Regions from separate parts of the Homo sapiens genome. Here all the other regions are linked to region 1. A link is a loop called in an ENCODE intact Hi-C map of the cell type or tissue named here. Cell type or tissue: B cell. All regions are shown on one strand. Each heading gives the region's core, and the rest is flanking DNA. Links, peaks and the distances in the headings are about the cores only.

What was found. A loop is a pair of places that touch in the nucleus more often than their neighbours do. Peaks named below come from ENCODE experiments on the same cell type or tissue, not always from the same donor. Only the 100,000 strongest peaks of a DNase experiment are listed, where the experiment ranks them.
Region 2: a loop joins it to region 1, with 24 times the contacts of the local background. A loop is called at or near these places in 48 of 110 quality-filtered maps.
Region 3: it touches region 1 in a loop (19-fold over the local background); 93 of 110 quality-filtered maps call a loop at or near these places.

The regions. Positions count from the first base shown.
Region 1 is chr5:67,206,103-67,213,876 of GRCh38, forward strand. No RefSeq gene overlaps it. Among named protein-coding and RNA genes, the nearest start is that of CD180, 13 kb to the left of the region's middle. RefSeq lists an enhancer at 48-1,247. In B cell, for the core only: CTCF peaks have their summits at 3,297 (motif pointing left) and 3,500; a DNase peak (open chromatin) is centred at 3,259; H3K4me3 peaks cover 633 bases; H3K27ac peaks cover 1,903 bases.
Region 2 is chr5:66,983,674-66,991,447 of GRCh38, forward strand. The region is part of intron 4 of MAST4 (microtubule associated serine/threonine kinase family member 4); the gene reads left to right. Among named protein-coding and RNA genes, the nearest start is that of MAST4-AS1, 17 kb to the right of the region's middle. In B cell, for the core only: CTCF peaks have their summits at 4,489 (motif pointing right) and 4,693; a DNase peak (open chromatin) is centred at 4,508.
Region 3 is chr5:67,153,665-67,161,438 of GRCh38, forward strand. MAST4 (microtubule associated serine/threonine kinase family member 4) reads left to right here. Exons shown (of 29, transcript NM_001164664.2): 27 at 6,792-6,928. Among named protein-coding and RNA genes, the nearest start is that of CD180, 39 kb to the right of the region's middle. In B cell, for the core only: CTCF peaks have their summits at 3,503 (motif pointing right) and 3,704; a DNase peak (open chromatin) is centred at 3,507.

The DNA.
Region 1 (7,774 bases), core at 1,150-6,149:
TGAGTCCTTGGGGTTGCTCAGATGCCTGATCATCTCAGCAGCCAGCACCATCAAAGAGGAAACCTGCCTGAGATCCCGGCTCTGAGCTTCTTCCAGTTCAGGGTCTGGGACCTAGTGTCCAGCTGAGGCACCGTGGGATGTGTTTGTAGGAGGTAAGTCAGGGAGTGGTGGGCTCCAGCCCCCTGAGATGTGACATGCCCCACAGCCCTGACATTGGCCAATGTGGTAGGCAGTTCACCTCTGAGGTAGGGCAAATCTAGCTTTTTGACTTTTTCCCCAAATGAGATGCAAGATATGGAGCCTATGGAGAAGAAAATAAGAAGCTAAGAACTGGTGTGTCTTGGGTTTTCAACCAGAGAAAAAATCCAGTTTATATGGCAGAATAAGCATATACCATGATCAGACCAGCCATAAACAGACATCAAGGTAGCGAAAAAGTCCTTACAGAGAGATGCCATCAGCAATGGCCAAGTATGGTGATATTCTAACATTCTAGTTTCAAATTCTAGCATAGTTTTTCTCGTTGGAACATAACTACTGTAGTTCCTGTTGCAGTCTATAATTAATGAACAAACAAACAAAAAAAGAAGTAAAAAGAGGAAATTGTAAAATTTCTGTTCCCACCTTCTAAATATAGTTTAATTTGCTTTAAACAAATCTACCATAACACTTTTAATTTGTAGAACTGATAAACATTAATTTATCAAAGGACTCATATTATTTGTGACTGTGCTCACAGACTAGAGTTCCTTGTAGAATTTCTTTCAACTGTAACAAACGTGGTGCAAGTTTTTTGATGACTTGATTTTTAAAAATTTAACTACACATATCTTGGCTGTATAAAGCGAGGCTGACTTGTAACTTTGAAACATGCACATTAAATAGTCAAGAGTCAATAAAGAAACTGAACAAATGACAAAAAATGTTTGCTTCAAGTGAGTCAGTCATGACAAAACTACTCTCAGAATTGATTTGGAGATAGCCTAGGCTGTGGTTTTTCAGAGAAACCTGTACAGCTGGGTGGGGCACTGCGGTTTGCTAGTTTCTGGAGAGGTCAAAATGTGAAGTCAAAATGGTGTGCTGATACGGGAAATGACTGAGCTCCATTGCAATTCAGACCTATGACAAGCGGTTAAGGCACCTGCTATCCCCAGGCCTCAAGCTCTGTGTGGGTGCAGTGGAGCTGGATTCTTGAAGAGCTGGTTGTTTTCCAGGGCAGGAGATGGCCTGCTCCCAATCCAGAATTCTAACAAGAAAATAGCCTGGCCATGGCCCACACTTCCCAAATAGATGCACCTTTTTTTTTTTTGGATTGTCATCTTTTAAAAAAAAATACATATACTTTCATCAGCAGAATTGAATTTGGAAGGTTGCTGATGTTTTTTAAATTAATAGAATATGAAGCATTTACCATTTTCATAAGAAAGCTCATTAAAATTTACCTTTTATCCCCCTCTTGTCTGAGAAATGAGTATCTAGCACATAGTGCTTACTATTGCCAGGTACTGTTCTAAGTATTTTAGAGATGCAAACTAATGTAATCCTATGCCTAGACTCTGAGTAGTCTTTTCTAGGCAAAGAAACACAAGGAAGCTAAGTAAATTGCCCAAGGTCATTCACTGTATGGATGGGTTGGGGCTTGAACCTAGGGAGTCTGGCCCCAGAGATCAAACAAGAGAAAGAAGGCATCAGGGAAGCCCGAAGAAGGGAAAAAAAACCCACCAAAACAACCAGTTTTGCCCAATGCTTTGAAGAAAACTTTTAATCCTGTCTCCTTCCTTGCCCATGAAAAATGTCCATTTAGTCATAGTCGGAGTCAAGGGCAGAGCGAGGTGGGAGAGTGCCAGCCCGATGCTCTGTGACCCCATCCCAGCCTCGTCCCCTAGGCTTTCTCTTAGGCAGTGCTCTCCCAGCCTCTGTCATCTCCTTAAACATGGGTCTCCTTGCCTGGGCGAACCCTGCACATCCTTCTGAGCAGCACTGCCCAGTAGAAATGGGAGCCACATATGCAACTGTAAGTTTTCTAGTAGCCCACCTTAGAAAGAAAAAAAAAACCACGAAACAAATCTGTCATTGCTTTCTTCTTCCACATTTTGCTTTTTAAACTTCTGTTTTAAGTTTTTTACTTTAAAAAAATTCCCAAAAAGGAGACAGAAAACAGCTCCTGGAAGAATTTACAACCAACTGCATCGGGGTCTGGGAAACTGGACCAGGGTGGGGATGAGTGGATGGGAAGGGGTCCCCTTTAGTCACTGCGGCCTCACTGGAAGACCAAGGGAGCAGGGATTCTTCAGTCAAAAGGGAGGCAGGGAAGAGAAGTGGGAGGAGGTGGGAGTTGGGTGGTTGGAGGAGATGAACAGAAAATAAAATGTCGTTGTCTGGTTAAATCCAGAGAAAAATACCTGGCCCTGTAAGGAGGGAGGATGCCCTTCCAAGGGGATGGAAGGGGTCTGGAGGGAAGCAGGGTAGGGAGGCCACCCTGAGACCCTGGGCAGGCCCTGGTGGAGGAAGCGGGCAGGGGCCTCCGGGACTGTGGGACACACTAGCTATTGTGTTCTTGTGCCATCACCCTGTGTGTTCCCAGAGCAGCTCCTTGCTTCATTTTGCTTTCTCTTAATAAATGACATGGCAGTCCTCCCTGCCCCAAAGTGAAAAATTAATTAATTTCAGGAATATATTTTATTTAACTCAATATATCAAAATATTATTGCAATCATATAAAATCAATGTAACTGATGTGAAATATTAATGAGATGTTCACCTTCTAACTTTATACTATGTCTTCAAAATCCAGGGCTTGTTTTACATTTCCAGCACATCTCAATTTTGGCCCTATATTTTCATTGGAAATATTTGATCCGTATTTAGATTTCATAAAATTCATAGCCAAAAAACTAGATTGACATAACCAAGTTGTTCCAGGCACACTTAAGAGTTTTTCAACCACTGAATCGAGTAATAATGTTTAATGTTTAAACAAGTTAAAATGAAATAAAATTCAATATTCAGTTTCTCAGTCTACATTTCAAGTGCTCAAGAGGCACATATGAACTGGAGAGAAATGAAACCAAAAAAACACGGGCTAGTGAGTTCAGATTAAACAGCCACCTGAAATCATCATTGACTGATTACTCTTCTTGCTGGCTACCTCGGCACAGCAAACTGCAGGCAGGCCTGGAAGCTTGGGTTTTTGGCATGGAGTGTTGTCAGGTTCATTCCTACACGGTAGGCAGTGGCAGGAGTTATTTTGCAAATGTTAACCCTGCCACCTAGTGACCACTTTCTGAATGTCACTTGAAGATTACCACCTGAAAATTCGTGTTGACCTCAGTCTTGCCGCCCTTCCAGACTTTCTCCTGCTTGGAGGCCCCATGTGGCACGGTGCTGCTGATGTGTCATAACTGTTTTGGGGCTGCGTTAGCGATCCCTGGAGGATATGGACTGAGCTGTATCTCCCTTTGTTTTCCCACAACAGTAAGGTGCTTGGAGATTAAGGAGCACGTCTCAGGAGCATCCTATGTGCCGAGGAGATGGCTTCTGTCTCCCCAAGGGTTAGAGTTCCCAATTTCTCTTGTGTGACTCAATTGTAGCACCTGAATCTTCTGTTTGTTAATATGTGTCCCTCCTCCATTGAACTGCGAAATCTGTGAGGTCAGGGACAATGTCTTTCTTATGTTTGAGCCCCATCCCCTAGTTTGGTATCTGTCTGACAACTGTCAGGGGAATGAATGGCCGGATGGCATGGCTATAAACTCCCAGTCTGCCCGGCATTCTTGCCATAGTTCTCCAGATGGGGCATCTTCCCTTTTCCACTCTCAGGATGAACTGTGTCATCTTTACGTTTCTTCACCCCTTAGCCTCCCCCTTCTTCCATACATGTTCAGCACATGCTTAGTATATGACCTTGCCTTGAATTTTGGAAATAGAAAGCTGAAGTTAGGAATTCCTTAATTTACACCCACCAAACCTTCAAACCTACCTCTCCATGTGCCAGCACATGCACCTGGATGCCCTGCCACACCTTCCAAGTGTGCTCTGAATCCCCGGAACCACTCATTGGGATCACCTGGGGAGATTTGACAATGATTGATGCCTGGGTTCCAAAGCAAAAAGTCTGATGTCTCACGTCTGTAATCCCAGCACTTTGGGAGGCCGAGGCAGGCGGATCACGAGGTCAGGAGATCGAGACCATCCTGGCTAACACGGTGAAACTCCGTCTCTACCACAAATACAAAAAAAAGAATTAGCTGGGTGTGGTGGCGGGCACCTGTAGTCCCAGCTACTCGGGAGGCTGAGGCAGGAGAATGGCGTGAACCTGGGAGGCGGAGCTTGCAGTGAGCCGAGATCATACCACTGAACTCCAGCCTGGGCGACAGAGCAAGACTCTGTCTCCAAGAAAAAAAAAAAAGTCTGATGTTATTTGTCTTGGGTTTAGGCTGGGTGTGGGGATTTTTAAAAAATGTCCCCAGGGGATCCTAAACTACAGCCAGGATTGAGACCTGCTCTCTGAATCCTCTGTTTCTGCCTTCTCAGGCTTCAGCAGGTAGCCCCACTCTCACCTGCATTTCCAACCATTTCTGTTTTTGGGTCATTTTCCAAATCATATGGAATTGCCCTAAACTCTGCCATATGAAAATAAGAATTAAAAAAAGCTTTCCTGGATCCAATATTCATAGCAACTATCTGCTTTCTTTATGCACTTTCCAAGCCAAACTTCAAGAATAAGTCACCCACACAGGCTGTTTCTGCTTCCTCCTCATCGTTTTCATAAAATGTACTCCAGATTGGATTCTGTTCCAGGGATGATCACCCTGTCATTCAAAACGACTCACCTCCCTTGGCCTCCAAGACCCCATGTTCTCCTAGTTTCTTTCTCAGGCTACCTTTCCACCTGATCTCCCAATGTTGAGAGTTCCTCAGGACACGTGCTTGGCTGTCTTTCTTTCTTACTTCACTTCCCACAGCTTTTCAGTCCCTGGGACTTTGGAACTTCAAGCCTGTGCTCAGACCATTCTGTCAGTCTCATACCTGCATATCCAAATCCCTATTCGGCCTTCCTTTCCAGAGGCGTGTGCTAGACATCTCAGATTTCATGTTCCAAATGGAACTTTAAAAAGTTAATTAATTAATTAATTTATTTTTTGAGACGGAGTCTCGCTTTGTCGCCCAGGCTGGAGTGCAGTGGCGCGATCTCGGCTCACTGCAAGCTCCGCCTCCCGGGTTCACGCCATTCTTCTGCCTCAGCCTCCCGAGTAGCTGGGACTACAGGCACCCGCTACCACGCCTGGCTAATTTTTTTTGTACTTTTAGTAGAGACGGGGTTTCACCATGTTGGCCAGGATGGTCTCTATCCCTGACCTTGTGATCCACCCGCCTTGGCTTCCCAAAGTGCTGGGTTTACAGGCGTGAGCCACCACGTCCGGCCTAAAAAATTTATTTTAATTTATTATTATTTTTTTGAGACAGAGTCTCACTCTGTCACCCAGGCTGGAGTGTGGTGGCACGATCTTGGCTTACTGCAACCTCCACCTCCTGGGTTCAAGCGATTCTCCTGCCTTAGCCTCATGAGTAGCAGGGATTACAGGTGCACACCACCACACCCAGCTAATTTTTGTATTTTTAGGTAGAGATGAGGTTTTGCCATGTTGGCCAGGCAGGTCTTGAACTCCTCACCTCAGGTAATCCACCTGCCTCGGCCTCCCAAAGTGCTGGGATTACAGGCGTGAGCCACCATGCCTGTCCCCAGATGGAATCTTGATACACCACCCCCCCACACTTAGACTCGTCTTGTATAATAGTTCCTATTGTATTAATTTCCTATGGCTTCTGTAATAAATTACTAAAAATGAGCTGACTTAACCCAGCACACATTTATTTTCTCATAGTCCTGGAGGCCAGAAATCTAAAATCAATTCCTCTGGGTTGAAATCAAGGTGTTGGCAGGGCTGTACTCCCTCTGGAGCCTTAGGGGTGAATGTGTTCCTTGTCTCTTACTGCTCCTGTTAGCTGCTGGCATTCTTTGCTGTATTAGTCAGGATTCTCCCAAGAAACAGAACCAATAGGATCAAACTGTCTCTCTAGAGAAGACCAATGCTCCAGCTCATGCAGTCACGTAAGAGAAATTCCCTCTTACTTGGCCTTTTTCTTCAACTCCAATCTTCAATTGATTGAATGAGGCCAGCCCACTTTGGCGAGGATAATATACTTTACTCAGTCTGTTCATTTAAATGTTAATCTCAACCAGAAACACCTTCACAGTCACATTAAAAATAATGTTTGGTCAAATGTCTGGGCACTCCATGGCCCAGTCAAGTTGACACATAAAATTAATTGTCACACTTGGCTTGTGGTAGCATCACTCCAATCTTGGAGGCCAGCATCTTCAATTCTCTTTCTGCCCTGTCTTTACATAGCCTTCTCCTCTGTGTGTGTGTGTGTGTTTTAATCTCCTTCTGCCTCTTTTTTATAAGGATACAAGCGACTGCATTTAGGTTCCACCTAGATAATCCAAGATCATCTCCCCATCTCAAGATCCTCAATTACATCTACAAAGACTATTTTTTTTTCCAAATAAGAGAATATTTACAGGTCCCAGGGATTAAGACATGAATTTCCTCGGAGGACCATTATTCAGCCTATTACATCAATTCATACAACAGCAATTTTATCCGCCCAATGTCTTAAGCCAGAAATTTGGAACTCACATTTGTCATAAAATTCTCCTCAACACCATTTAATCCAGCCATAACTCCTGTATTTTCTTTTAAAAAGTCTTTTTTTTTTCAAGATCACTAGGTTCTTATAAATAAATCTTAATTCTCCTCAGTAATTTCCCTCTCCTCTGCCACCAACCTAACCCAAAACATAATATCTTTCCCATTCTTTTTTTTCTTTTCTTTTCTTTTTTTTTTTTTTTGAGACAGAGTCTTGCTCTGTCACCCAGGCTGGACTGCGGTGGCCCGATCTTGGCTCACTGCAACCTCCACCTTCTGGGTTCAAGCGATTCTCTGCCTCACCCTCCCGAGTAGCTGGGATTACAGGTGCCCGCCACCACACCCGGCTAATTATTGTATTTTTAGTAGAGACAGAGTTTCACCATCTTGGCCAGGCTGGTCTTGAACTCCTGACCTCGTGATCCACCTGCCTCGGCCTCCCAAAGTGCTGGGATTACAGGCTTGAGCCACTGCACCTGGCCCCCATTCTTATTTTAATCGTTCATTTATGTCCATTGTAATTTTCTCTTTATTTGTGATGATGTTAAGTGTCTGTCTCTAGTCACTAGATTATTGGCATTGTGAAGGCAGGACCATACATGTTTTGTTCATCATTATATTTTAGGTCTCAGCATAGTGCTTAGTACAGAGTAGATGCTCAATAAATATTTAACATATATATTATATATATTAATAGATGGATGGCACCTTTTCCACCATGAGGAAGCTTCCAGTCTGGTAAAGGGACCATTAAATATATATAATTTTTTTTTTTTTTGAGATGTAGTCTTGCTCTGTTGCCCAGGCTGGAGTGCAGAGGCGCTATCTCGGCTCACTGCAAGCTCTGCCTCCCGGGTTCACGCCACTCTCCTGCCTCAGCCTCCTGAGTAGCTGGGACTACAGGCGTCCACCACCATGCCCGGCTAATTTTGTGGTATATTTAGCAGAGACGGGGTTTCACCGTGTTAGCCAGGATGGTCTCGATCTCCTGACATCGTGATCTATCCGCCTCGGCCTCCCAAAGTGCTGGGATTACAGGCTTGAGCCACCGCACCCAGCCT
Region 2 (7,774 bases), core at 1,549-6,548, 220 kb before region 1:
GGATTAGAGGTATTTGCTTTTGTCATGTTGTGATTTGGTTATTTCATTGTGTAATGTTGTGATTTGTCAACAGAGGTTTTATGCCAGTGTTATGACTTTACACAAAGCCTTAGTAGAGGTGGAGCTCCTGAAGGAATACAAAGATGTAACCTATGACTTCAGATAGTGGGGTTTACAGAGTGAAATATTGTTCAATTCAAACAGAGGAGGACAGAGAAAGAAGTCCTGGACCATGCCTCTCAAAATCTTTTGGCTGACAGTGCTTAGTGGTAACACAGAGGAGGCACTGTATTCATTCACACAATCTTCATTTCAGCAAGTGTTTTTGAGAAGCTACCACCAGCCAGGCTGTGTTCTAGGCTTTAGGGATACGGTGACAGACAGGATAGAGAAAGTCTCTGCTCTCATGGAGCTTATATCCCAGTGGGGTGCAGGGATTTGGAGAAGAGGATGTAACATAAACCAGAAAAACACTGGAGGAGTGACAAGTGAGCTGCAGAGAAGTAAAACAGGGGAGTCCATGGCTTCTTTCTTCCTGAAGGAGTGGCATGCGAGCTGGAACTAAATGACCAGAAGGCAACAGCCATGAGAAAACCAAAGCAAAAGCCTCCCAAGTAAAGAGGCCACCCAGGGCAGAAGCAAGCTAAAGAAGAGTGGTGTGGGCACAGGGCACACATGTGGATGAGTGGGCAGAGAGGCAGGGCCAGGTCCACAAGACTTCATAAGTTGGAGTAAGGAGATTGGGCTTTCCTTTAAGCAGGATGGAAAGAAAGCACTTGATATTTTTATTTTTTTGTTTTAAGTTCCGGGATATAAGTGCAGAATGTGCAGGTTTGTTACATAGGTATACGTGGAAAACACTTGATATTGTAAAGTAGGGTAATAACATAATCTGATTTGCCTCTTTAAAGTTTCCCTGGTTTCTGTGTAGAGGGTGGATAGAGCTCAAAAAGTAACTTAGAATGAGAGAGAATGTTGCCTTGGACTACAGGGGTAAATAGTGAAATTGGAGAGAAGTAGATGGATTCAGGCTGTGTTCTGAGGGGGAAATGTGTAGGGCTTGCCAAGGGATGAGTTGGAGGATGGGGGCGGGGCGGGGGGCATTGAGGGAAACAGCAAAAACAAGGATGGGTCCTAGATTGTCCACTGGATGAACAGAAGATCACGGTTCTGTTTACACAGGTGGGGAAGACTTGAGAGGGCGGGGAGCAGGATCGTGGAAGAAAATTAAAAGTTTTGTTTTGTTTGTGTTGAATTTGAGATCTTTATATGATACTCATGTGGAATCTGGAATTCTAAGGAGAAGTTAGGTCTGGAGAAGTAAATTTGGGACTTTTAGGAAAGTAGGTGGTGTACAGGGCCAGGGGACTGGATGAAGTCAACTAGTGAGAAGTAGCTTCAGGACAGATTCCTGAGACACTGCAGATTGAAATATCATGCTGAGGATCTGGAGGAGGCATGACCAGAGATTAGGAGGAAGACCAGCCAGGTGATTTCAAAGAAGCGGAATGAAGGAGGAGTTTCACACAGGAGAGTGGTCTTCTGTGTGGAGTGATGCTGATCCTTCATTAGGAGGATATGAAATGTCAGATGCTGAAAGGTCTCTGCCCATCTGTGCACAGACCATGGAATTAAAGGACCATTTTGGGGAGGGTTCAGGAGAGGTAGGTGAGTAGAAGGTAGAATGCAGGTGCTGGAAGAAATGTTCAATCAAAGACAAAGGCCCTTAACATGCCAGCAGCTTGAGGGGCCCTAGATTTTCCTGCTGGGCAAATTGGAGTTCTGGATCTTTGAAAGGTACGGAAGAACTTTCCTTTTTGATGCCTTTCCCTTCTTTGTTACCAAATCAGGTTTATTTTTAGTGCCTGCCTTATCTGAGCAGTAGGCCTGGAATGATTTTATAACCTACCTATTTATTTTCCTTTAACCTGTAGCCTGCTTGTGTGTGTCTGTATAGCTGAAAGAGACTTTGAAGTAGGTAAGATACGAGGTTGGGCTTAGAGGAAAGATTAGGTTTTGGGGTAAGTGGAACAAGGGTGTATGGGGTGGGAAAGGGAATCAAAACAAAGGCAGAGAAGGTAAAAATAACTTTCATATGTGGGGCTGCTTCCTATGTCGTTGAATTAGAAAAAATAAAATGGCAATGTATTTAGCATAGTAGTGAAAACTCCAGCAGGTGGTATAGCAACAAGGGAAACCTGAGCTTCATTGACTCCTTGCATCTCACCTACTTCTAAAAAAGACTCAAGTCATCTACATGTAGACAGCACAGTGTGTAGAACTACTCATTCATCCTGTAAACATATATTGATTGCCAATAATGATCCCACGGTAGAGGCTGGGATACCAAGATGGGTGACCCATGACCTTCCCTCAAGGAAAACAGACAAAAACAGCTGTAATATAATAACAGACCAGAGGAAAGAGGATTAATTCTGTCTAATTCCATTTCACCAGGATGTAGAAGTTTGAAAAGTTGTCTATGAGGAAGAGAGGAGGAGGTAGCGAGGCATCCCTTGCTGGGGAGGGCAGGGTCACAGTGGGAGCAGAGTGCAGGGCAGGTCCCTGGGGAGCACAGAGCTGGGAAGGGCAAGGAAGAAGTGTTAAGTGCAGAGTCTGGAAAGGGAAACTGAGCCCAAGCGGGACTTGACTTTTATAGAAAGTATGGATCCATATGTTGTTACACAGAGAAATACTTGCTCTTTATTTTAGAAAGAAAATCTGTAAATGTGCATCATATCACTCTGTCTTTTTCTCTGTTTATTTTTAGCCCTGTGTGTCCAAATGCTGGGAGAACATCACCCCTTGGATGAATTGCCACCACATTAAATAAAACATATCCAAAGCTCATATTGTTTCCTTTCCAGTACTTTCTCTCTGTCTTTCCATATAGACATATATATATTAAAAATATATATGTATGAATTTATATATATATATATATATTTATTTATTTATTTATTTTGAGACAGGGTCTCACTCTGTTGCTCAGGCTGGAGGGCAGTAACACGATCATAGCTCACTGCAGCCTCAAGCTCCTGGGTTCAGTTGATCCTCCCACTTCCTGAGTAGCTGGGACTACAGGTGCACATCACCATGCCTGGCTAATTTTTTATTTTTTAGAGATAGGGTCTCGCTATGTTGGTCAGACTGGTCTTGACCTCCTGGCCTCAAGCAATGCTCCCACCTCAGCCACCTGAGAAGCCAGGATTATAGGCATAAGCCACCACGTCCAGCTAAACGTGTCTATATTTTGTTTCAAACAAATATGCATGTACATGTGTATGCTCTTATCTCTCAAAATCTTAAAGAAGTGTAAGATTATATAAACTTACTAGATTCTTCATGGTGTTGCATGTGCTAGAGCAAATCTTCCTCAATGCTTGTATATTTAATAGCCTGAAAGAATAAATGTTTTTCTAATGGGCATATTTTAGCTGAGGTTTTTTTTTAAGTCAAATATGTATATAAGTATGTGTAAAGTTTATGTGAAAGAAACGAGAGCCTTGTTTTCAGAAGCTCTTCTGTGTCTTGAAGGTGACATGTTTTTGCTTTCTTAAGTGACTTTACAGACGAAAAAGGAGTCACACTTTTACAGTTGATTTGGTGTAACCCTCCTTCATCAGTATCTAGCATATAGAGTATGCTGATGAGTCATGTGCAATGTGTTTTGAAAATCAGAAGTTTTCAGATGAGCTGGAGGCCTGGATGCCTGAAATGGCTTAGGACATAAACTGCTCAAAAATAATTATAATACCCTTTTTTTTGTAATTTTTTTCTACTTTTTTTTTTAGGTGCTCTGCAGGTTCAGAGAAACTTCTCTAGTAACAGACTGAGAAATGGTCCCTAAAGTATGGTGTTTAATTTCAATACTCCTAAAGAAAATCCAGTTTCCTTTGTAAAATGTTCCTTATGTAACAAAACTGTACTGAAAAAATGTGGTATTTTTCTTTCTCTTTATTTTGTCTCCCTATACCACTGAGAAGTTAATGGTTTAAGGAAAATATTTCAAGCCGTACAGATCATGTCAAATATTTGGTTTGGTAGGATTAATATTTTACTGCAGAGTGACAGTGCTAGTGCTGTCCTAGTTTTAGGGATGATTATATAAACTAATGAGCCCCATCCATTAAAAAACTTAGGGAAACAAAAAGCTATTTATTATGTGGATTACACTGACTGTAGTTAGGATTACACTGACTATAGTTAGGACATGGAAGTGTGAAATAGTTACAACGTGGTTGCGTTTAATTAAAGTTGCTCTTTTTGTGATGCTGAGGTTAATAATTATGACGCTGTGCAAATGTTTAATACTGCTTTATTTTAAAAAAAACTCAATGTTTTGTTGTTTTGTGCCTAGCTCTCCACTGGCCTAAAGCTGACTTTTCACTTAAGTTTACCATCCTCTGAATTATTTCCATTACAACAGATTTTAAGAATGACAGTTGGCTGGGGGCATTGTAATTGTATACTTCAGCCACTAGAGGGAAGAGACTCTAGTATTTATTCTGGGGAAAGAAAACGTGCTTCATCTCTCTGATTCTGTCACTGACCTTTAATCTGAAGGGGGTTATCCTTAGCATTGGGATTACCCTTCTTCCTCTTTTAGAGAAAAAACTTTGGGAAGGAAAAGGTAGAATTAAGGATATTGGACCAGGGCTTGATATATGGGTGTATCTGCCTGAAATTTGGGGTTCAACCAGTTCCTTCAAGACAGCTTCCAATGGGCAAGCAGCTTTGTTGGGGGAAGTGAGTGATTCTTCCAGAACTATTTTATCTGTTAGTATAAAATAACAGTAACATGACTAACATTTCTGGAATATTAGACACTGTTTTAAATACTTTAAAAATACTAACTATCCTAGCAACAGTCCTATGAGGTAAGTACTATTATCCCCATTTTACAGAATAGGAAACTAAGGTACTTAGAGGTTAAGTAACTTATCCAAGATCACAGAACTAGAAACTACTGATATTGTGGTTAAAAACATGGGCAGTGGCTCCAGGATTTATGTTCTCAAGCACTGTACAATACTGCCTTTCCACTTATGCCCAGTTTCTCAAGCACGAAGAGACATTCACAGAATTTTGACAAGTTTGAGTCTACAAAGATGAGAGATATTTTGGTTGAAAACTACAACAGGAAAACTGTAGAATCAAAATTTATACCATAATTTACCCAGGAACACATACATGGTTCACATTTTAACGTTTCTAGAATCAGATTGTGGCTTACAGCTTTATTCAGGGAAATAAGACATATTTGTAAACATAATATACCAACTTCATTAATTGTTAAATTTAATGCTCACAAAAACGTATTTGAAAATAATTTCTATTTTAGATCTTTGTACTTCATGAGAATTCCCCAGTGTGTGTGAGGATTACTGAGATTTGAAGTGAAAATATAAAATACTTATATTTTAGAGGAAAAAAAGGTAATGTGGGATGTTGGTGTGTTTTAATTTGTTTGGTAGTATGTCAGATGGGGCTTCCAAAGGTAAGTTTCTAGGACCTTCACGTTGTTAAATGGCCTTGGATCCTGCCTCTTCTCTAGGATTCACAGAAGCATTTTTCAAACCGCACCTGCCCCTCCTTATACCTCCTTGCTCATAATCAGGTTTAGGCTCCTTACTTTCCCTTCAGGAAGTCAGTTATTCTCATCAAGGCTTCAGAAATAGTCCTAGTGTTGAGCACGTGGGAGAGCTGCTTGTCTTCAGAGTGGTTTGACCCAGTCATTGATGAGTTGAAGTTTTCACTGTCTCACTGAGGCATGTGGCAGCTCAGAATTCATTCAAGCAAACTGGGCAGAGTCTGTGGTATTCAGGAATGGAGGCACAGCAGGAATGCAGGTCTGTGGCTTTGATCAAAACCCCTATCCACAAACAAGCAGAGCCCTGTGAATATGGTGAAGCATAATTTTTTCCCCACTGACATTTTGAAACCAGCTCCCTTACAGAAAGAAATATAGTTTTGGACAAACTTCAGGGAGTTTCCAAGAATTTTCAATAAACAACACAGTCACACTAAGCAAAATTTTTTTTCAATCCAAGAAGAATAAAACATTTTTCTAGAATATATAAAATATGGTAGTTTTATTTAGTAAAAATATAAAGGAACTTTAAAACTATCTTAAATCTCTGTTTTAAAGGATTTTTATTTCATCTCATTCTTTAAATTTTAAAATTTGTAATCAATGGCAGAATATTCAGAGACCAGACACATAAATAAATGAGCTGAGAAATGTGCTTTTGTAGCTTTATTCTTGATCTCCACCTTAGGGCATTTCTGTGCTCTCCGGCAAGCCCTCACAGGTTTCACAGGGAGACACAGAGGATTGAGACTTAGAATTTGCCAGCTGTTGACAGATCTATGGAAGAGTCAGTGTGGTAAGAAGTTAATTTTATAAAATAAAATTTATGAATTATCGATGGATTTCTATTATTCATGCTTGTTTTCTTTTAAAGACCTCTTTAAAAATGTATATGGCCTTAGAAACTATTGATTTTGTTTGGAAATTTTAAATACTTAAAAAATACTAACTATCCTAGCAACAGTCCTATGAGGTAAGTACTACTATTCCCATTTTACAGAATAGGAAACTAAGGTACTTAGAGGTTAAGTAACTTATCCAAGATCACAGAACTAGAAACTATAATAAACCTCAGAAATATAGTCTAGGTTGGGTGTGGTGGCTCACACCCATAATCCTAACACTTTGGGAGGCTGAGGCAGAAGGATTACTTGAGCCCAGGAGGTCAAGACCACCCTGGGAAAACATAGGGAGACCTCGTCTCTACATAGAATTTTTTAAAATTAATCAGATGTGGTGGCATATGCCTGTGGTGCCAGCTACCAAAGAGGGTGAGGTGGGAAGATCACTTGATCCAGGGAGATCGAGGCTGTAGTGAGCTACGATCATGCCACTGCACTCCAGCCTGGGAGACAGAAGCCTTGTCTCCCCATCACAAAAAAGCTATGTATTAAGTTAGTTTATATTCAAATTTAAAGAGTCATATGAGCATTCTGTATTACTTGTCTCAGTTGTTGATAAACTTACCTGGTCATGTTTCTCTATGAGACTTTTTCTTAAGTTACTTGACTTGTAAGCTTATAGGTGTAAATATGTTCTAGAGTTTCCTGGAATCTGACAGATAGAGTACATGTGATTTCTTTGGGGAAACAGATATAGTTTTATTTATTGGACTATTTCTTAGAGAAATAGTTATGAATTTAGTTATTCCCTATGAAAGGCTGATTCTTTGGATTAAAAAAATAGGTTCAGAATTATTTGAGTGAAAGCTTCTCAAAAATAATGACTCTGAAATTTAGGACCTTAAATTGCTACCACACTCAAAGAAGAAATTCTGTCCTAAACTGCTCTGAAGTATCAGTGGTTTGAGAGAAGGGATGTTACAGAGACTACAGGCATGAAACAGTCTGCTGATACTTTGCCATTAGAAAAACTGGCTGGCTGGTTTGCATATTCTGGTCTATTCATTTGTTCACTGTTTCCCACTTGTTCTTTCATTTGCTTCCCTTGGAGAGTAGCAAGTTGAAAAAAATTCAGTAGTTTTGGTATGGCTCATATTTACGAAATGCCAAAAAAGAACCAAGAGTTCTTTTTCCTTTCTCCTCGAAAATTGCCCTTGTTTGGATACTTACATGTTATATGATGGGCATAACCCCTGGGTCCCATGTTGATAGATGAGTGTTAGACTCACCCAGAATATTACCTGTCTTATATCTTTGAAGCACATACGAAATAGCCTTT
Region 3 (7,774 bases), core at 1,549-6,548, 52 kb before region 1:
ACACCCATGTCTGATTACTGAGAAAGTATTCATTAGTCTCAAGTTTAAAGACAAAGATATTATGAATTCTCTGGTTTTATGTCATGAAATAATGTCCTTATATCTGCATACTCATTCCCTAATTTAATTTTGCTTCTCATTCTAAATTGTAAGTAGTAAGAATTCTCTTTGTTTATATACCTTACACAGTGACATCTATTTGGAGAGTCACCTATCCTGAAGGTGACTTCCTTCAGGAACTTCTAACAGGTTTCATTCTAGTATACTAGAAGACAAAATTGTATTAAACTGTGAGGTTTGATCTGAAGGTTTAGTCTGAGAATTAGAGTTCCTTTGAAAGATAAAATTGTAAATATATACACATGTACTATAAATTATAAAAAATAAGTGGTACTGAAAGAAGAAGTTCTAGCAATTATTAGGCCTCCCTCCCCACCATACAAATTAACTTAAACAGGGATCAATTTCTACTTAAAATGTAAGCAGAATATAGCCTATGGAGTAAGAAGGTCACAGGAAGCATGACTGTAAATGGAGAGAGAGAAAGGACACACACTGATCCTCTCAGATAGCTCTCAGATAGTTCTGTTCAGTTATTTGATTTGTCTTTTTCATTCTTTATAGCAGCGTTGTATTTTATGCAGAACAGCTCCTGCGACAGCATATCTCTAGATAGTATCATATGTCTGTTCACAACATTAGAATAAGAAATAATACACTGAAATGTATATATTGAGAAGTATACATTTGCTTATTTTGCTGAGACATAATTGATCACTTTCGTGATTTATTTTGTAAAGTATTTTAATAGAATTCTGTATTTTAAAACTTCTCTTCCTGCTTCTATGAAATTTGAATGTGTATTTCCCCTAGAGGACTCTGGCAAGGTCTCTTAGCAGACTCAGATGATCCCATTTCTATTGTCTTGCCCTCATCTGGCTACGGAGCACCTTGCACAACCCAAAGCCTTCATTTCTGGATGCAGTCGATGTGTGTCACTGAAACTGCTTAAACAGTGGAGTGGAGAGCCATTGGCACCCTTTGAAGCCACGGTGTACTCTGTCACAAATCCAAAGAACATCCTGCCTGTGTTCATAAAGGAAGCACTCAAGAGGAGTAAGCAATGTCATGAAACCAAGAGGATACAAGGGATTTAATTATCTTCCCAGTGAACTGTGTAATCATGCAGCTTCCTTCCAAATTTAACCAGTGACTCTTGAAATCAGAGTATTAAGTGACTAGTGTCAGTGCTGGGCTCCTGTGTGCCTTCATTGGTTTAACAGCAGGGAAGTTGGCTGTATTATGGTACTCTCGAATGCTGTTTACACAGTGTTTTATACTTGCAAAGGACTTTACGGAATGTCATGGCAGTCTTAGAGAAAGGTGGAGAAGTCCTGACAGGGGTGTAGGTGTATGTTTAGAACTGCATGACTACCTGTATAGTGTTTGTCTTTTGGATTATGAATATAGTAAGCATTTTCCATGTTTCATAGATTCACATATTTGGTCTTGTTTACCTTCACAACTTCAAAGTGAACCTGCTATGGGAGCACTATCTTCCATGCATAGGCAAACTTGTCCAAAGTCACTCAGCATCCTCGATCCATGGAATTATAAAATGTGATGGTTATCCAGTTCAGCTCCCCACTGGCTATATGAATCCCTGACAGTGTCCTCCTTCAGCTTCACCTCAAAGCTTTCCTGCCATGAGGAAAGCTTTTAGACAGCATCAGTCTTTCTAAAAACAACTTTTTAAGTAGACCGAGGTCATTCTTCACCCACTAGCATTACAGGTGGAGACGATACTTGGCCCAGTCCCATTACCTGTTCCAATTAGCCAGGCTTAACTTCTGTGATCTAAGAAACTTTCTTTTCAACCAAGTTGCTTTTTAAGTATAGCATTAGTTTAAATCCCCAATGCATAGGAGAAGCCGTAAAACTTTACCAGCCTCTGCTTCAGAAATTTCCTTTCCATGGACACTGGGGAGCTTCAGTGTACTAAAATGGGGGCCATCAAATAGCTTGATTACCATCCTCCCATATCTGTCAAGCCGCTGATGTGCACAGAGCTGATGTGCAAAATACTGCAAGGGCCAAACAAAAATGACACATAAGGGCCAGGCACAGTGGCTCATACCCGTAATCCCAGCACTTTGGGAGGCCGAGGTGGGGCGATCACGAGGTCAGGAGTTCAAGACCAGCCTGGCCAAGATGGCGAAACCCCATCTCTACTAAAAGTACAAAAATTAGCTGGGCGTGGTGGTGGGCGCCTGTAATCCCAGCTACTCAGGAGGCTGAGACAGAGAATTTCTTGAACCCGGGAGGCGGAGGTTGCAGTGGGCCAAGATAGCGCCACTGCACTCCAGCCTGGGCGACAGAGTGAGATTCCGTCTCAAGAAAAAAAAAAAAAAAAAGACACGTAAGGATAATAGTTAATGGGGCAAGCGCTCTTGATGCCTGCCACACTCTTGTCAATGGTTTTACGGGAATAAACGCATGTAATCCAAACAGTTACCTTCTGAGGTGGGTGCTATAAATATAAATGTTCCCATTTCACAGATGAAAAAAACAAAAGCAGAAGAAGATAACAAAGCAATCTAAGCTTATCTGCTGGAAAGGAGTATAAGATGATTTGCACCCAGGCGATGTAGCTCCGGAGCCTGCACTTTTTCCACTACCACAGCACACTGCTCTACATGTGTGCTGTACATACTCTCCAGCTGCCAGTAACTTAAAGTCTGCTGTTCACAGGGGGAAACAGTGGCCATACCAGGCTAAAATCAAAGTGTTCAACTTAAGTAACAGACTATAAACACGGCAGAAGTTCCAAAAGAGGGATGACTTTTCTCCAGGGTGGACAGGAATGGCGTCAAAGAATTGAGGGTTATCTGTGCAAGGCTTTGATGGATGAGTGGCAATTCAGTATATAGTCAGGGGTGCGGGATAGTCTAGGCCAAATGATGAGGTGTGTAAACATGAGGACAGGAGATCTCAAGGTTTATGAGGTATACAAGTGAACCAGCAGGCTGAAGCCTGGGTTAATGTGAGGATACAGTGTGCAAGATGGCCAAGATTGGGTAGTGAAGGGGTTGAGGCCGCAGGGATGCAATGGGCCCATCTCCCATCTGTGCTTTCCAGAGAAGGAAATGCAAAAGCAGTCGTTCGGTGAGTTACCCAGGGCCAAACTGATAAGTTAACTTAGAGCCAGACCCAGAGAAGAAATTGGACAGCCTGACTTCTGCTATTGTATTCAATTCCGGCAACTTGAAATAATTTTCTTCACACTGTGCACCAGTCATGAAAATAGTTTAAAGTAAAAGTGAATTAATTGAACATTTAACAGTCTGCCAGCTGCATTTTTGTTATTTTTTTAAACAAGTGCTACAGAAATTCTTCTATACAAGGTCAGTCATTAATCAAGAGAAGTTAATTGTGGGTAAATCGACCTAGTAAGCCACCTTGAGCAGTTCAGGTAGCACTCGCTGTAGCTGGATGGATCCACCAGGTGGCAGGCTTCACAAATCTCACCTATCATTTTTCCAATCATTTACCATTTTTGTAACCATTAATGCTTCCAACCTAATTATTGTACTCTGCATCCTTTGTGTCTGTATTTCCCCTTAGAGAAGTTGTCTTTGGCGTATGCCTGTAAGTTAAATGAATTTTCCTCTGGAACAGCCACTTGTGGAGACAAGAAACAGAACTGGGCTTGGTCTTTATAGGGGTAGGAGCATTTGTACTGAGTCTAGTGATGTGCTGTCATTTAAGCCCTGGTCTTCACTGTTTTCTGATGATAAGTATGTTGAGGATTTATATGTGTCTCATACAATTTTATATGTTTATGGCTCCTTCATTTTATCTTGACAGTCTTATACTTTTACCATGCCACGTGTCAATCAAGTGCCTGTTTCCCTTACCGCCACTCATTAAGTACCAGCTATGCACTGTGCCAGGCTCAGGAGAGATGGAGAGGACTGGGGGGCATTCCCTGCCCACAGGGAGCGGGGTTTGGTAGGAGGAGCTTTGGGGGTGAGCAGCAAGAGAGCCAGCATGGGCTTTTCCACTGGACTCTCAGTGACCTCGGAAACAAGAACCTTGTTGTCTGTTGTCTCAGAATCCGTTTTCTTTACCTGTAAAGGAAGGATAACAAACTCTTCTAGGCCATGAGGGTGAAACAAACAACGCTTACGACTTGTTTGTGAAAATAAATTTAGAGAATATATATGAAAATGGTTTAAAAATAAATCTATGCTTTTAAAAAGTCAATCCTGAATTGTATTAGAAAAGAGTGGAACTGGATTCCAGCTCTAGTGGCACACATGGTAGTATAGCCCCAGCGGTCATTATGGTTCTGCACGTCCACTCTCTGCATATGGAAGAGGACTGAAGGAACATCAGTGACACAGGAACTCGCCATGCTTGTTGCCCCTTTCCTTCACCACAGGAAATACTAAAATTTCAGCATGGCCTCAATTTGTGAAGAGAAGACCCCACTCCAAAAAACCTTCAGTGGTAGACCTTACATACTTACAAAATGATTTTTCTCATTAAAGAACAACTAGAATGCCATCTCTACTATCAGATAAAGGTTTATTTTTAATGTTTTGGGGCTTGCATGAAGAATGTTTATTATTTTGCGATAGAAAACAAAATAAACTTTTTTCTCTTGTTGAAGTTAAAGCCCCCTTTCCCTAAAATATTTCCTGCAAATATGACATTAGGTATGAAAGTATATTGTCTTAAACACACACAGAATTCTAAGTCAGCCGTGGTTGTGTGCTCCCGTAATCCCAGCTACTCAGAGGGTGAGGCAGGAGGATTGCTTGAGCCCAGGAGTTCGAGGCTGTGGTGAGCTGTGATCACACCACTGCACTCCAACCTGGGCAATAGAGGAAGACCCCATCTCAAAAAAATTTTTTTTAATTAAAAAAAATTAAAGAACTCTAAAACTAATAATAAAATACTAAGACCTTCCAATATTAAACTGGATGTAAGACTGAATAAATCATTTCTTAAAGAAATACAAATAACCAAACTAAATAAGGGACAACATCAAACTGTGTAAGAATTTAAACACAGAAAATAATCAGCTGGGCACGGTAGCTCATGCCTGTAATCCCAGTACTTTGGGAGGCCAACGCAGGCAGATCGCCTGAGGTCAGGAGTTCAAGACCAGCCTGACCAACATGGAGAAACCCTATCTTTACTAAAAATACAAAATTAGCCAGGCCTGGTTGCACATGCCTGTAATCCCAGCTACCTGGGAGGCTGAGGCAGGAGAATCACTTGAACCTGGGAGGTAGAGGTTGCAGTGAGCCGAGATCGTGCCATTGCACTCCAGCCTGGGCAACAAGAGTGAAACTGTGTCTCAAAAAACAACAAAAAAAGAGAACAATAGCAGTAAGGAAATATTACATAATTTTGATTCACCCATCTGATCGGATATATTGCTCAGCCAGTAAAAATCATGTTTTTAAAGATTATTTAATGATAAAGGGAAAATTTTTCCAAATTATATAATGTGCAATGAAAAAGCAACATAAAGCTGTAAATAAACTGAGATTTAAATTAGTTATAAAGCATGTGTACATATGTGCCTATTTACACATGCGTGAGAAAAAACCAGCAGGAAATATACTGAAATATGACTAGTGGTTGGGTGGTAAGCTTCTTAATTTTTTTTTAATACTTTCCTATTATCTTCTTACTGTAGCATGGATTACTTCCCAAATCAAGGGGGAAGGTAGATGCTATCTTTAAGACAGTCATTCCCTGTCTTTTCAGTCCTCTGCTGCCACCATACCTAACTCCCCCCAACTCCCCTTCACTTGGTACCATGTTGAGCTGAGCTCTAGGTATCTTCCAGGCATGGGCCTTTAAAAAGATCCTTTTCCTTGTACCTCTTGTACTTTCATGGTAATCGGGGCCATCTGTGACCTTGAAAGGACAGGTTTCTCCCCTGGTTATTATGAAATTCAGGAAGGGTAATTGATGCCAGGGACTACCCACCTGCCCTGGGCCCCCCTCGGCCTGACTGCTGACTCCACGCTCAGTTCCATCCCTAGAGGCTGCCCAGCAAGCCCCTTCCCAGGATTGAGAGAAAGGACACCGAAACTCACAGAAATTACCTTACCCTGTATGACCTGGTTAAAAAGAGGTTTCCTACTGGCTGGCATAAATGTTCCAGCTCTGCAAACTGATAGGTTTTATGGTGATAGAAAAGGAGCCTTTTAAAATAATTAAAAATAAAAGTCTCATTCGGTTTTGTTACTCTACAATTTTTAGGCCAAAGGAAAAACACAAAAAGGAGAAAAAAGAAAAATCAACCAAGAGCAGCCAGCCACTGGGAACATTAATACTTAATACCTGTGGAAGAAGTAGTTATCTTATTTATAGTGTTCTTTCCTTGTGTTGCACTGGGTGCAAAAGGCTTTACAGACTTGCTCTCATGTGATCCTCAAATGAGCCCCAGGAGATAGGTAGGATTATATTGTTAATTGGTACAGGAAGTTGAGGGTAGGGAGGGTAGCAGCCTGGTAAGGGCACAGTGCTTGGATTTGAACTCAGATCTGTGGACTCCAGAACTCACCCTCGTAAAGAAACTTCATATTTTGCCTTCCACCCAGTTTGTATTCTGGCAGGACTTCTTTGATTGAAGGGTTATTTAGAAACAGAAGGCCTTTTATATGTATGTTCCTTTCTATTTGTATTTGTCTATGAATCTCTCATCTCTGTTCTGATCTTGCTTCATCACAGCATTTCCCTTTAATGCCACCTCATCTTTTCTTTAGAGTGGGAATAAGGTGTCAATCACTACTACCCCATTTGAAAACACATCAATCAAAACTGGACCAGCCAGGAGAAACAGCTATAAGAGCCGGATGGTGAGGCGGAGCAAGAAATCCAAGAAGAAAGAAAGTCTCGAAAGGTTAGTAAAATCAGTATTCTTTTTAAGTTTGGTGTATACCTATGTTGGGGAAAAGTTACCCCTTAATTAAATGCTTATATATGAAGAAGATCTATTTTTCTGTGAGAAATTTTATGTTATGGTTCACATATATGTATACATTAAAATCCATATTCATAATAGCATCAACTTCCATAGTAAAAGGATTTACATATTTACATTGTGGAAGGATTCAGATTGTTTTTTATCATGTGTGAATGTCAGGAAAAGCCCTTTGCTGTTTTTTAAGCCTCTTCACTTGATTTCAGTTGAGTTGGATTGAGGAACTGGATCTTCAGGTGGTTTTTAACATTAAATCTACATTTAAAATGTCCTTTACGTTATCAAAAAACAAACAGTTGCTATTTTTAAAATGCCAGATATTCTAAAATTACTGTTACCTTTAAAGGTTCCGAATAAGCCTAGAAATAAAAGGGCTTTGTTTTACTCACTGAAAAACGAACTAGCTTATATACTTTTGTAGCCTGGGAAGCACTGATCAGTATCTTTTTGTGCTGCTTGCAGACACTAGCAAGAGGTATGTGTTTCTGGCAGGGCTGTTTCTTGCCAGGCAGCTCTCTGGGTGTGCCTCCTTTGCAATGCCACAGCATTTCTTTACTCAATTGGGCCTGATGAGTCACATCATATTAAAAGGATTTTTGATGATAGAAATGTAGAAAAACAAGCAAACGAAAAGCCATGTATTAACTCTGGGGGGAAAAAAAGTTATACAAGAAAGGAACAGAATTATGTTTCATATGGCCCAGCTGTGAACAATATTTATAATATAAGATAAAATACCGGCCGTTTTTCTAACCAAAAATTTTG